Linked DNA regions of Mus musculus: region 1 is linked to region 2. Evidence: chromatin loops called from intact Hi-C (ENCODE). Cell type or tissue: left cerebral cortex. All regions are shown on one strand. Links, peaks and the distances in the headings refer to the core of each region. The heading gives the core; the rest is flanking DNA.

The links. Hi-C counts contacts between places; a loop is a spot of excess contacts. Peaks named below come from ENCODE experiments on the same cell type or tissue, not always from the same donor. Only the 100,000 strongest peaks of a DNase experiment are listed, where the experiment ranks them.
Region 1: a loop joins it to region 2, with 2.0 times the contacts of the local background. A loop is called at or near these places in 4 of 42 quality-filtered maps.

What each region holds. Positions count from the first base shown.
Region 1 is chr4:138,104,316-138,111,571 of GRCm38, forward strand. Eif4g3 (eukaryotic translation initiation factor 4 gamma, 3) reads left to right here. Exons shown (of 35, transcript NM_172703.3): 10 at 999-1,121. Among named protein-coding and RNA genes, the nearest start is that of 1700095J12Rik, 31 kb to the right of the region's middle. In left cerebral cortex, for the core only: a CTCF peak has its summit at 3,628 (motif pointing left); DNase peaks (open chromatin) are centred at 1,305 and 3,617.
Region 2 is chr4:138,033,701-138,040,956 of GRCm38, forward strand. All of the region lies in intron 2 of Eif4g3 (eukaryotic translation initiation factor 4 gamma, 3), which reads left to right. Among named protein-coding and RNA genes, the nearest start is that of Eif4g3, 44 kb to the left of the region's middle. In left cerebral cortex, for the core only: CTCF peaks have their summits at 3,405 (motif pointing left) and 3,605; DNase peaks (open chromatin) are centred at 2,162, 3,095, 3,372, 3,601 and 1 more place; H3K27ac peaks cover 3,624 bases.

The DNA.
Region 1 (7,256 bases), core at 760-5,759, 71 kb after region 2:
ACACACTTGGTATCTGAGCTTGGGGAGGCTGAGCCAGGAGGATTAACACAAGTTCCAGAGATGCCTGGGCTACACAGTGAGTTCAGGGCCAGCCTGGGCTAAACAGAAAGGCAGTTTGGAAACCAGACAAATGGGCTGGTAATGAAGAGCTGCTTCCCTGTAGCCTTGCAGATAGATAGCCTGATGTTTTTTGATAGTGAATTCTCTGAAGTTCTCAAGAAAGCAGTTAGCTTCTTAAGCTATGCAAGCAATGGACATAAGAAGGGGACTTCTTACCCATGGCCCAGCTCAGAGTTCCTTAGCCCTGGGATTCCATCCTCATTATAGCACCTTTGACATTGTAAGCATGAGGAACCACTGACAGTTGAAACAGGAACACATGCACTGAGCTGTGTGCCACTGTCTAACTTAGCAGAGAGCTTGGCAGTCCTTCTGTGGCAGTACATTTAGATCTGCATCATCCTTCCTCCTGGTCCTTTGATTAATTTACCTGTAAAGATGTAGGATAGCATTGAACTGTTCTGTGCTCATTTGGCCTGTGTGATGTGTCTGTGCCTTTACTTATACAAAGCAACAGGACAGCCACTGTCCTTACAGCTGCGTACTGCAGCCAGATAGAGTCCCACTGCGATACAAATGCGCATCTTTATTTTCTGCACTTCACCATTAGGGCATTAAAAACTTAACTCAGGCACTTTGTTATTCTTAGGCTATGTGTGGCTCTCGTTGCTATTAAGAACTCTGAGTAAAATCAATGTATTTGGCAATCTTACACGCACATAGATGGTTTCCTTCTTTGACCTAGAAATCAAACCTGCTCAGCCCTACTTTCTCTGCCATTACAGTCATTGTCACAGCTTGGTGCCTGCAGTTTTTGGAATGATCACATATGGTTCTGTGATTAAAGTAGAAGTTAACAAATTTAATATTATCTGTGTGTATACAAATCTGGTACACAGACACCACATTTACTCTTACCATTTTATTTAATATTGTAGATAAGAATTCGAGATCCAAATCAGGGAGGTAAAGACATAACAGAGGAGATTATGTCTGGAGGTGGCAGCAGAAATCCCACTCCACCTATAGGAAGACCCGCATCCACTCCCACTCCTCCTCAGGTAAGTAGAGTGAGCATGACCATGGCGGTGGGCGCTGGGCACTCACTCATTGACCTCCTCGCTCTCTTCCGTAGCCACTCTGTCCTTTCCTCTCTGTCAGCTGTCCAGAGCCTGAGTATCTCAGGAAGCTTCGACAGACACGGTTCTCTTCCCGAGTTGCTTTCAGGTCCTACTGGCGATGTTTTCTGTGGGTTGGCTTCGCATTCAGAGCACAGATGCTGCCACACTTGCTATTGAGCTGTTCCATGCTATCCAAAGGTGCTTCGTGCCTTGGAAGCCACCCTATTGAGTGAGTAGTTATGAGTCCGCTGTGGAGCCTTAGGATGAAGTGCCGTGGAAGAGGGTGGTGTCACAGTGAGGATGTACGCGTTGTGGCCGGGATGCTTGAGAAGATTGTCCCCGTTAGAGTCTCGTTCAGGACCTACACAGCTGTGCTTCCAAGGCTGCTCTGTGAGTTTAGTCAGGCCTGACTGGTAAAGTATGTGGCTTTGGTCTTAGAAGAAATCGAAGAGTCCCAAGAAGAGCTAGGCTTGAGCAAACTGTGACTTGTGGCATTGAAATTGGTTGCCCAAGTTTGAAGCTTCTTACCTTGTTACTGGGTGACTTCCCAACGTAATCAGTCACCTGTCACCGAGAGCCCAGCAGACAGAAGCACCTGTTTAAGGGGATTGTTTGTTTGTTCTCATGGCTGGAAGGTGAGAGCCCCCAGAGCCGATTTACAAATGAGCATTAGACCAGAGGTAAGGCATGGCAGAGTAGCCAACCGCTGACTTGATTACCGCCACAGAGCCTCAAAGAAGTGCTCTGAGATATTGAGGTCACCAAGAGTAAGCGAGTTCAGTTCAGAGCCCTCGTAAACCTGTGACCTGTTGGCTTGAGTGGGCTGTGTTCCCCTTGGGAGTGATGGTCCTCTCTGTCGCAGTCCCCATTACAGAGAAGAGTATGTGGCCACCTCGGTTAGAGGGTTTCAAGGTTGTTACAGAACTTATTTTTGAAATTGTCTTCTTTAAACATTTTAAGTCTGAATGATTAAGAGTGTGGTTTTGTCTCCAGAATTGATCATGCAATGGGATAGTAGATCGGAAATGACCTACATACATGGTTTATTGACAGCCAGGTATAATTCTAGACATAGTGGCCTCTCGGACGGCCTGGCGGGTGCTGGAGTAGAACTTGCAGTTGGTTGGTGAGGACATGCACACTTTGCACCCTTTAGTCTCTTTGCAAACATCAGTTAAGATAGGGTGTAGTTGACAACTTGAAATTCCCACCTTGAAAATCTGTACCTTTCTGTATTTTAATTCTCTATATGGTGTGTCTGGTTAGGTTTTTTTGTTGTTTTTTTTAAGGATTTATTTTTGATCATGTATATATGTATACATGTATGTGTTTTTATGTGAATGTCTAACATGTGTGTGGATGTCCTTAGAGGCCAGAAGGTGTGTCCCTCTGGAGTTGGAGTTACTCTAGGCTGTTGTCAGCTGCCTGGTGTGGGTGCTGGGAACCTGACTCCATCCTCTGCAAGAACAGTGAGTGCCTTTACTAGTGGAGCTCTCTTGCACCCAGCCCATTCCTGTCTTCGGATCTTGCAAGTGTGACCCTGTGCCTTCCCAGCTCTTCTTCAGTCCTTACCCCCTTCCCTGGGACCACAGGCGCAAGCACAAGTCTTGGTGTCTGTATGGTGGGTGACAACTCAGATAGAGACAGTGATTGCTGTGGAGAGCCTCCAGTCTTGTCTCTTTTGTGTTCTTACATTTGAATCCACCCGTACAAATCTTGGCTCTGTGTATGCGTGGAGTCTGTGGGATGGATCGTAGCTGTTTAATTGATGAGTGTACTTTTCCTCTTAAAGTCAACAGCAGAAGCATTACAGCTTCTGGCTTCATTTCTGGGAGGTCATGGAAGCTGTGCCCATAGACGGCTGAACTTGGTGAAGGGAGATTATATCGTGTCAAAAAATACTGAGTCTGTTCTTTTCCTAAAGGCTGCAGGCTCTGAACATTGGCGCTGAGTTCTCTTTCTAGAAAGCCCTCGGCACAGGGCCTGTAATAGACATTTGAAGTTAGGACACGATCCTGGATCCACCTGTTGTTGTTGTTGTTGTTGTTGTTGTTGTTGTTGTTGTTGTTGTTGTTGTTGGAGACAGGATCTCACACTATAGCTCTGGCTGTCTTTTGTTCTCTAGACCAGGTTGGCCTGAACTCACAGAAAGTGTCTGCCTCTTTGCCTCCTGGGATCTGGTATTAAAGGTGTGGGCTCCCCCAACCCCGCCTGCCAGTCCATCTTGAATGGCTTTCTAGTTTAAGAGCTACTATGAGGACAGCCTTCTCTGTTGGTGTGTTGGGCCAAGCATGTTTTTGTTCTCATGGTGTACCTGCTTTTGTTTCCAGTTAGCAAGAAGTCTGGGTCTTTTTCTGCGCTGTCCAGAATAAAACTGTAGGTGGGTAAGCTGGTTCTGACAGGCTGTTTCCTTGGGTGTTTGAGAGTAGATGGTGCCCTCTAGTGGTAGCAGTCTTTATGTAGGCCTTGAAGTTGGGATTGCTCTGCCCTTAGCAGCAGCAATGTTACAGCTCTGGGCTATAAAGACCTAACCATTCTATCCTTCTCCCTGTACCCAGACTCCACAGTCTCTATCCAGTGGCCTTCAGCAGTGTTTATCCTTCAGGCTCAGCCTCTGCCCTCCCCTGCCATCTTTCTTTTACTTTCTTCTGCCCTGGCTGTTCTTAAACCATCCAGTTTCTTTTTCGTTTGCTGCCAAGCAGCCACTGGCTGCCTTGCCTCTTCTGCTGAGCTCTGCCAACTGATCACCTGCTGTTGACATGCCTACTGACTCTGCCACTGAAGACACTTTGATGTCTATTTTTTTTCTTGTGAGCTCAGCCCATACAGCGGAAAGTAGGCAAGGTACAACTTGTCAAGCCTTTTATTGGACCTAATGTCACAACAACAGGAAGGGTGACACTTGACAGCATCTCTCTGCAGAGTCAGTACTTGAGCCTCAACAGTGTGCGTTTGTATCCAGATGAGAGGTATTTGAGACAATCACAACTCACCTTGCGTGCAAACAAAGGCTGATGTCTATTCCAATCACAGGCTTTCTTCCTTGGGCTTTCTGCTAGGTCAGCAAGTGAGGTGCTCCCCTTGTGTCCCAGATGGTAAGGGCTACAGGGTCACCTGGAGTCCATCATGGTCTGTGCTAGCACAAACTGACAACTGGAGCAGACCTGGTTGGCTGTATGTTCAAGAGCTGGGGCAGACTTTTGTAATTGTGTAGTTTTTTTTCAGGCATCCCTGGAATGTTCCAAATGGCCATTGCTGGCATGCAGCGTGTCTACTGGCTACTGAACTACAGCCCTTCAGTTTAAGGTAGCCAGGATAGCAGTGGCACCCCCACAGCTAGGGGGCATAGGGAATTCCTAGGAAATCTACTTATCCTACCCTTGGTGTCTCTGCCTAATTACCAGGAGTGCTCCCAACGAGAGAGCTCTAACTGCTTATTCCCAAGGGTGACTTTAACTTGTTTTCATGTTCTTTTCTGAAATAAGGGCCCTGGCCCAGACTGATGGCAGTTCTTCTGCCCAGCCTCCTAAGGTTAGAATGGCAGACATGTAGCACTATACTTACAACAAATTGTAGCAGTGCTTTAACCCTGCTTAGCATCTGACCAGACTTCATAGCAGGTGGGATCCCATTACTTAACTCCTTTGAAGTCCCACACAGTTGCTTGTGCGTCCATAGCAAAGCTGACTGCTGGCATCCAGGCTGCCCTTGGTTTATGTTCAGGGTTGTACAGCATAGACTACACAGAGTGGCAGATCATAGAGACCGGGTACTAGTGGGTTAGGTGAGGTTGTATTAGAGAGTCCTGGGAGTTCAAGAATGGGATACAGACAGACCTTACAGAAAGATACCTTACAGAAAAATGTAATGTAGGAATATAACACACACAAGTTAGTAAACAGTTGAGTGCTGTACTTTGCCCCTGCTGTGGTTTCTAAGGCTCTCTTTTAAGGCTGACAGCACATTTTAGCTTGGCTTCAGTCTGCAGGTCTGTGCACAGGTCAGCTGAGTGAGGAGGTTAACCCACAATAACTGAATCAAGACAGCATTGCTCATAAATCGTGTGGGACTCAGGGGTCAGCAGGTCACAGGAAGCATGAAGGCATCAAAGAGATCAACCAGTGGGGCTGAGAGGGGAAGAAAGACCGGGTGAAAAGACTGGACCATGCCTTCTGTAAGGCCTGTGCCTATTCTCTGTCAGGCTCCCCACGGACTTCAGTAGTAAGGAAAGATGACTCTGGTGAAGGAGGCAGGTCTTCTTTTGTCTCAGTGTGTTGTCATAGTCATGGATGTGTTGGCTTTTCTGCCAGTGGGATTCATAAACAGCCACACATGGAACTTAACTGAGCTAAGCTGAAGGAGTCTGCATGGAACTCATGGCAGGCCTGAGTCACTGAAAGTCACCAGAGATGGCCGCTGAGGGTCCATTGACAGGAACAATCCTGGGGTCCACATGACGAAAACCTGAAGGCAAAGGGAATTTTTACTGTTGCTGTCTGCTCTAGGCGTCGGTGAAACTACAGGCTGTCTTCCCTAGTAAGTTTTTAGATGATCTCTGTGTGCCTCCTACAGATGTTATGTGTCATACACATAGAAAGTGTGCTTCCTGTGACCATGGCCCCACCAGATGGTCACCGTGCTTGGACGTAGATGTATGCACAGGTCTTAGAGAACGGATGCTTTTCACCTGAGAGACAAAGATTCCACTCTTAGCGCAGCCTAGTCAGTGTAACTACTACAGTGGAGAAGAAGCAATGGTATCCGCGCCCCCCCCCCCCAGTAGCAAGCCCTTCGGCCATTGGTGGTGGTTAGTGACCAAGAGAGGTTTCTATCCTCAGAATTACCTGCTGCGTAGCAGCTGGCCTCTGAAAAGGAACAGAAGAGATTAGATAGATAAAATTTTAAAATGTCCACGTGTAGTCAGTGATGTGTAGACCAGAAGGTGTTGGATCCCCTGGAATGGGAGCTACCATGTGGGTGCTAGGAATTGAACGTGGCTCCTCTATAACAGTGAGAAGTGCTCTTAAGTTCTAAGCCAATTCTCCAGCCCCCAAATAGATTTTACAAACTACTGTTCATTTTATTTCTTTCGCCCTCCTTTCTCACCACTTTTAGGATCAGCCTTCGAGTAAATAATAGCTGAAACTTGGTAAAGGGTCTTGTGGCAAGGAGCACAGGTCAGGGAAAAGTTGGAAACGGAATCATTGGCACATCTTGAATGTAAATCTTCTTCTGTAGTTTGGGGAATTGCCAGAGCCATAGGGGAGTTGTCCCTTACAGAACAGCTCCACACACACACCCCACCTCTGGGAAATGGAATCTGCGACAAGCCATTTCATGCTTTAACAACTAATAGCTTCATGCTGGGTTGGCAGCACAGGTACACTCCTGTGTTATTAGTGTAATTCGATCAGGAAGGAGGCAGGACAAACAAACAAGAAAATCCCGCTTTAACTTTTAAGTAGCGATCTTGTCATCCATGTCCAACCAACTCGTCCAATTTGGCACTGACGAGTTGGTTGCTCTCTTCTGAGAAGCGTATTTTTGTAGTTTTAAATGGTGATTGTAGTAAAGATGGGAGTTATTAAATTAAGTCACATTGTTCTTGTTAGTATGGTAGTGTTAGTACTAGCCCTTGAATGAAATGTTACTATTCAGTATGACGAGCCTTAAGGACTAAGCTGGCATGCATTCTTTGTGTTTAAATGCAATGTCATGGTGAACAGTGTCTGTTGCATGCTTAACTGTTTGGATTTAGAGTGAATTGTGAACTGGGTGTGGTGGTGCACACCTTTAGTCCTAGCACTTGGGAGACAGAAGCCAGGGGGCAGCCAGGGCTACAACAGAGAAACTCTGCTTCAAGCCCCCCACCCCCTAAAATAGCTGTTAGAATGGATTATACCCAAGAGATAACAAAACTAGATAAGATCTAGTTTTGGCAAAATATCTTCAGATACAATTTAGATTCCCCATTTGTCTTAAATCAGTCAGGAAATCTCACTGCCTTAAGACCAATTCTGAGTTTTCTTGCACTTCTGGGTAGAAGCCAATGAAGCCAGTGTTTAGGTTGTTTAG
Region 2 (7,256 bases), core at 759-5,758:
GAAACACTTGAGGGCCAAGTGCAAGATGCGGCCCATCTTGTGTGGGGGACATTCGGGGAGCAGCTTTAGCAGGCTGGCATGCTCTTGTTTCAGAGCTATCTGGGTTGTACTTACAGGTTTGTGACTCCAAATTGTATAGCTGGCAGGTAAACACAGTTTGAGGCAACTGCACTTTCATAGCTGAGCAGTGAGGGAAGCTGCCATTCTCATTGGAGTCTCTGTGCACTGAGGCTGGGCCACAGCAGTGCCAACTTAACAGGGCAGTAAAGGAAGCAGTGTGTACATGCATGTTCGTGTGTGTGTGTGTGTGTGTGTGTGTGTGTGTGTGTGTGTGTGTGTCACTAGAATCCACTTCAAGCAGCCCCCTCTGCTGGCCGAGGGTTGAGGCGTGAATTCTTTACAAGGCTCAGTGGGAAGGGAGCTGTGCTCTTCCCTTCCTTTTCCTACTCACCTTTAGGTTCTACCAATGCTGTGTTTGCGGATTTCCAAAAAATTCAACCAATGTGTGCACCTGTGAGGGAGTGGAATATGTATTTATATTAAATATCTTTAGATCATACTAAAATCTCTGCAAAGTGGCTGCTTTTGTGGGTAAAGTATTTGTGTAGGAGCCGTGCTTCTTATGAATCTGTGATCACTTGGGCGACTGAAGCGGAAGGATCGTAAGTCTGAGGTGAGATCCTGCTTCAAAACAAAGCTAAAGTAAAGTAACTTAAACACACTTTGAGAACTCCTGCTTTGAATTACTAATAGTGTGATTATAAATGCTCCCATTTGTTGACTGTCTACCATGTGCTGGCTTGCTTAAGACTATCATGTTAAATTAGCCATGGTAAATACTCCTGTAATCCTAGCACTTGGGAGCAGGTGGAAGCAGAAACTTCAGGAGTTCAAGAAAATCTTGATTTATAATAAGTTAGAGGCAGCTTGTGCTGACTGAGACGCTGTCTCAAAATCCACTTGTCTGTCCTGTACAGTTTAGGATGTGCGGCTTGGCAGTGGATTTGGGTTGCAGTTCAGGTCTAACTTTAAAATGCACAATTTTGCCCTTATATTGCAGTATATCTTGGGTTACATGAATTGGTGAGATTTATGTACAATACTATGTAGTCTTGAATGTCCCATTGGTCAGTTAGATTGTGCATTTTTATTTTATTTTATTTTTTGGTTTTTTGAGACAGGGTTTCTCTGTGTAGCCCTGGCTGTTCTGGAACTTGCTCTGTAGACCAGACTGGCCTCGATCTCAGAAAAATTTGCCTGCCTCTGCTTCTCAAGTGCTGGGATTAAAGGTGTGCGCCACCACTGCTCGGCTAGATTGTGCATTTTTAAAACTTTTTTTTTTTGAAGTGAACATGGAGGTATATGCCTGTACCCATCTTCTCAGGAGGCCAAGGCCAGGTGGATTGCTTGAGCCTAGGCAGTAGAGTGAATGTCCCCCATTTCCCAAAACAAACAGATTTGCATCCTGAGTTTTGGTCTGTTGGGGCATACATATTGTGGCAATGATGTGGCCACCTTAGTTCTTATGTGCTGACTTAAAGGTGGGATTTGCTTTGCTGCCAGCTTAGGGCCGGTCTGGTTCCCTTTGTGAGGGTATGATTCCTGGGACAGGGCAGAGCTGAGCAAGCCAGGGAAGGAAACTGGCTGCTAAGATGAAGAGATTATATATAACTTGTCCGAGGGACAGCGTCGTTTATCCAGTGTATATTGTATTTGGTGCCACTGTGTAGGAATCAATAGCTGGTGTGATGAACCAGTTAACACTCAGGTACATCTACTTGCTTCCTTTTACCTTTAAAGTACTTTTAAATTTTAGCTAGGGTCTCATTATGTAGCCTTCGCTAACCTGGAACTTGCTGTGTGGACCAGGCTGGCCTCAACCTCAAAGAGATCCTCCTGCCTCTGCCTCTCTGCCCCTCTGCGCCCCTCTGCGCCTCTCTGCCTCTGCCTCTGCCTGCCAAGGGCTGGCATAAGTCACCCCCACCCACTCCATCTTAGAACCTTTATCCAGCTGTCCTTGTTTTTATACTTGCCAGTGACCCATGTCTTAGCCATTTCTCCCTTCTAAGCCTCTAGTCATTGGTATTTTGGGTCATTTTAGAACATCACTAATTTTAGAAGCATCCTTTAGAGTTGTGATCACTAATTTTAGAAGCAGCCTTTAAAGGTTGCTAGGATGTGTATGTGTAGACATTCTCTGCAAGATACATGAGCAGCTAAGGAGTGGCGACTGGGGATTCAGACGGGGCAAGTGCTCCCCAGAGCTTGCTTACAGTGCTGTAGGTGTGACGGACTCTTTTCTTCAGTAGTGACAGCGATCTTAGAAGAACCCTGAGGAACACAGCATGTCTGTGAGCTCTAGACAACGGTCGTGTCTTTACTTTTCTTTGTCTTGTTTTTGAAATGCTTTTTATTTTGAGGCAGGGTTTTGTTCTGCAGTCCTGGTTGACCTAGTATTTACTATGGAGTACATTTGTAGGTCATGAAGCCATAAAGATGAGCTTGCAAACTCTCCATGGGCTTGGCTTTCTACTGTGGCCATTACAGGAGTTAGCTGTGTGGCCTTGAGGAGGTCACTCCAACTCTCTGCCTTTTTACCCCTTTCCCGTTTTCCCGTGTGTTAGCCATGGCTTTACTCTGTGTATTTATTTCAGGATCTCTTCTACATCTCTGTTGTAATTTCATATCCAGTTTATACCAGAAGATGAAGTCCACTCTTCCTTAACTCTGACAGAAAACTTTCTAATTACCACGGATCTAGTAACCTTTAGTAAGTTTTAATTAACCTGGTCTTGCAACCTGATTTGTCTCCCAGGTGAGCTGTCTTGAGGTTGCCTTAAGTTGTCCATATGCATTTATAAAATCTTACGGAGAGGGAGCCTTGAAATTTCCATCCATGAAGGCGGATGTGAGGCACACCACCATTTCTGGCCTTAACAGTAGAGAATGAGTCTTTGCTTACAGCCCCAAAGGGCATATGCCGTCTCCATGCTTGCTGTCTGTAGCTCCTCGAAGGGTTCTCTACCACTTCTACTCCAGGCTTTAGCTCCTGTAGGATTAGAACACTTGGGGTCCACACCAAAGCTTGCTTATTGTTTCAAAAGCGATAAGGTTAGTGGATGTTGGTGGTGTCAGGTTGTGCTGTGCTATGCAACTGCAGTCTTGAGAATTTTTTCAGAGAGGTTCCTTTGGGGATGTGGCCTTTTGAAACACCTGGTGCAGATGTTAAGCCTCCTGCTGTCCCATCAAGCAAAATTGATGGGATTATGGGTCCCAGGTCACTCACAGAGACAGATGACAGTGCACTGTGTGCTTCTGAGTGAAACGACGAGTGGGACACAAAGCTGCAGCTCCCAGCTAGAGCTGCAGAGAGGCTGTGGGAGTGGAGTCTTTCTCTCTGCTCCCTGGTGGTAGACACGCTCAGTGGCTGCCCGCTTGCAGAGCTCTCCGGTGTCATGGACCTTTAGCCTAGTTGTCTCGAGGAGATGGCCCCTACAGAAGCTGACCCATCTTCCTCTTCATTTGCCCTTTTTTTGTTTTTCTTAAACTATATACTGTGACATTGAAAGGACTTGTGTTCACCAGAAAGACAAAGAGGGCTTTCATGGTGGGGCTCTGCAGAGCCGCTGTGTGGGCCTTTGTTGGGCTTGCGCTGGCCCACTGCATACCACCCCCACCTCGTAGGCATCTGTAACAGAGAAGTTGGCCTCTTTATTTAATGGTACACAGTTGCAAAAGTAAAATCAGATTTCTTGGAGTCAATGTAAAGTGAGGTCTTCCCTGTTTTTGGATCGGGTATGGAACCCTTTTGCATGGAGGTGCCACACACTGAGCCTTGGTCTTGCTAAAATCATTTTCTATTATTTAAAATTCAAATATTTTGTTTTTGTGTGGCTGCAGCTCTGTGACTTCATTGCTATGCTTAGTATTTATTCATGAGATATAAGAATCGGTCAGCAGTGTCAGGTGTTATTTCAGTTCATTTTTAATAAAAGATTTGTGTTTTTGTGTGCTTACACAAACACACATGCATGTGTATACACGTGCGTGCATGGACACATACATCTAGGCATTTGAGTGCAGGTGTAGTGGAGGCCAGAGGCTTTGGCGCCCCCTGAAGCTGGAGTTAAGGTTAATTACACGTGGTTATAAGCTGTCCAGAATGGTCGCTGGGAACTGAACTTAGGTCCCCTGGTCCTGATAATTCATGTTTTTATGTTATATTGGAGAATCTGAAGTGGCAAACTTACTTTTTAAAAACTTTTTTTTTATTTTTGAGACAGGGTCTTGCTAGGTAGTTCAAATTGGCCTGGACTCAGGATCTGCCTCGTCTCTGAGTGCTGAGATGGTAGCTGGATGCCACCAGGCCCAGTTTAAGGATTTCCTGTAAGTCTGCAAATGGGTAGGGGTGGAGAATGCTGATGAAGTAGGTGTGGTGGTTCAGACCTGTAATTCTAGCCTGGGGTGACTTGAAGCAGAGGGGTGGATAGTCCAGGCTGTGTGGTGAACTTGACAACAGTGTAGCCCATGTAACAGGACTCTGTCTTAAAAAATTGAAACTAAACCCAATCAAAACATCTAAAAAGACCAAACAAAATAGACTCTGAACCCTGGTGACTTATTGGCACTTATCTCAGGATGGGATTATAATAGAAATTTAGGTGGAAATTTACCTCCATGTTATACAAACGAGTGTGTAAATGTGTGCCTAAGCCCAAGGTAAAATTTGTTATGTTGACATTGGTTGAAGCATTGGTCCTCATTTTGAACTTTGCTGGGCAGAAGCCAAGTTCCTCGATTTCTTAGTTGGGGGAGTGAGTGTCTGCTGCTGTGCTTTCTCTGTGCGGGTTACTGGGTTCAGTGCTGTCAACAGTACGTGTAAGTCTCTGCACTAGGCAGTACTGTTTTCTGTAGTTTTCCATGGAGATCCACAGCATTTCTAGACATTAGCGGTGACTCTCCTGGTGGCCGTCACTGGCAGCAGAATGACTGAGGAGCTGACCCACATGCACTGTGGGTGGGAAGAAGCCTGCTTCCTGAGGCCTGGGTAGTGTCAGGAGTTTGGTGTCTCTCTCTCCCTCTCCCTCTCCCTCTCCCTCCCTCTCTCCATTAGTCTGGAATTGATCTGTCCCATTTACCGTCTAGGGCTGCCTATACTCTCAAACTCAAGGGTTTGAGGTGTTTGAAGGAGCTGATAAAGGCCAACAGAAACACTTGGGAGCAGTGGGTGAGGCCTGTGCTTAGCTATTCAGTGTGCCTACCACATTGCTAGGGAGAAGGACTAAGCTGGGTGATCAGAAGAGCGAGGAGCCTTAGTTTGTTTTGCTGGTGATTTGAGCTGTTGTGAGTAGGGCGAGCTTTGGGAAGGCCCCAGGGTCAGGTGAGGGAGGCATGGTGTGGTTGGTTGTGCGCCAGAGGCTGCCATAGAGTTGCTACCCCAGGCACACAGCGGGAAGAGCCACTCCCTGTTGGCTCTTTACTAAACAGCAGGCTGGAGGCCGTATCAGTTAGTTAGTTAGTTAGTTAGTTAGTTAGTTACTTGTTAACGAGTAATCATACTTCTTTCTCAAACACACAGTGGCTCTCTGTCAGCGTGAATGAAAACCCTTTTGGATTTTGTTTGATGACTCCATTGGGTGACCATTTTGAGTTAGTGCAGCATGGCACTCCTGCTTCCTGGAACAGTGTGCCTCTGGCCGACTCGCTAGGTTTTCCTGGATGCGGAGGTGCTTGACTGTGGATGCCAGGCTGCTGAGGCTCTGGCCTGAGCCCAGGGAGAGCCTATGGGTTTCCTAGGCAGCCTGCCTGTGCTGTGCAGAGCCTGGGTCAGAACGGTTTCAGTAGCTGCAGGAAGGGTTTCTGTTTTCATGTTGCACACGTGCGTGTGTGTGTGTGTGTGTGTGTGTGTGTGTGTGTGTGTGTGTGTGTGTGTATGTATGTGTGCGCACGCACACACACACTCGTGCATTTGTTCTCGAGTGAAACACTGGCAGCAACAAGAAGACATTGAAGTTTTTGCTTAGCTTTTGTGTGTACATGTGTGCCTCTCATGTAAACATGTGTGCCTCTCGTGTATACACGTGTGCCTCTCGTGTGTACACGTGTGCCTCTTGTGTGTACATGTGTGCCATATGTTGCTGTGAGAGTGAGTGACTGAGGTCAGCTGTCTTCTGTCATGTTACCTTCAGTTTTGAGGCAGTCTCTCACCTGACAGTAGTGAGCCCAGGAGCCTCCTGTGCCTGCCCACTCCATTGCTGGTATTCCTGCCCCTCTCCCCCCCCCCCCCCCATTGCACTTAGCTGCTTTGCAGGATGCTGAGGGGCGGGGTTTGGAGCTTCGTGAGTATGTGGCATTTCTTCAGGCACTGCCACCCCACTTGTTTGTTTGTTTGTTTGTTTGTTTATTTTTGAGACAGGGTCTCTACAGAGCCTTGGCTGTTCTGGAAATCATTTTGCCTCCCCTTGAGTGCTGGGGTTAAAGATGTGTGTCTCCATGCCCTGCTTAGGTGCTGGGGTTAGAGATGTGTGCCACCATGCCCTGCTTGTCCTTTGTTTTTTGAATTACGGTTATCCCGTGTTCCTCATTAAGCACTCACACTTATTGTCTTTGATGAAGTAGCAAAAGCTATTAATTATATTAAACCCTGACTCTGAATATACACAGCCTTTTTAATACTCCTTGAGAAGCTGGGGGTTACATATAAGGCACTGTCTAATAGTAGTCTTACCTAAGAATACATACATCTGGCTGTTGTGCTACACACCTGTAATTCTCCAGTACCGGAGAGACGAGGCAGGAAGAGTCCGTCTCCAGTCCAGCCTGGGCTACATGAGTCTGTTTTAGCGAACCAAATAACCCCGAATCAAACCAAATCATTTTCCCACTCCTCCAAAGACATCCTGTTGTCTGTGTTCCTGTCTCTCCAGATTACAAGTTAGTGGACCTACCTACCTAAAGTATTAACTAGTGTAGTTGGGGTTAGTTGCCTTAGTCACACTGATTTACAATGATAAAACATTCATCATAGCAATTCAAGCTAAGAAGTCACCAGTGGACAGAGGGCGCTGCTGTACACACTGCGGCTGCAGAAAGCCTGGGTGTGGTGTCTGTCTGCCTGCGCCTCTCTTGGCCTCCTAGGGCTCCTGCACATACCTGGCAAACACTCACAAGTACAAATAAACCTTATTTAAAATCTTTAAAAAATTAAAAAGAAAATACTTTTAGTCTAAAGGGGCATAAACAGCCTGTGTCTTAGG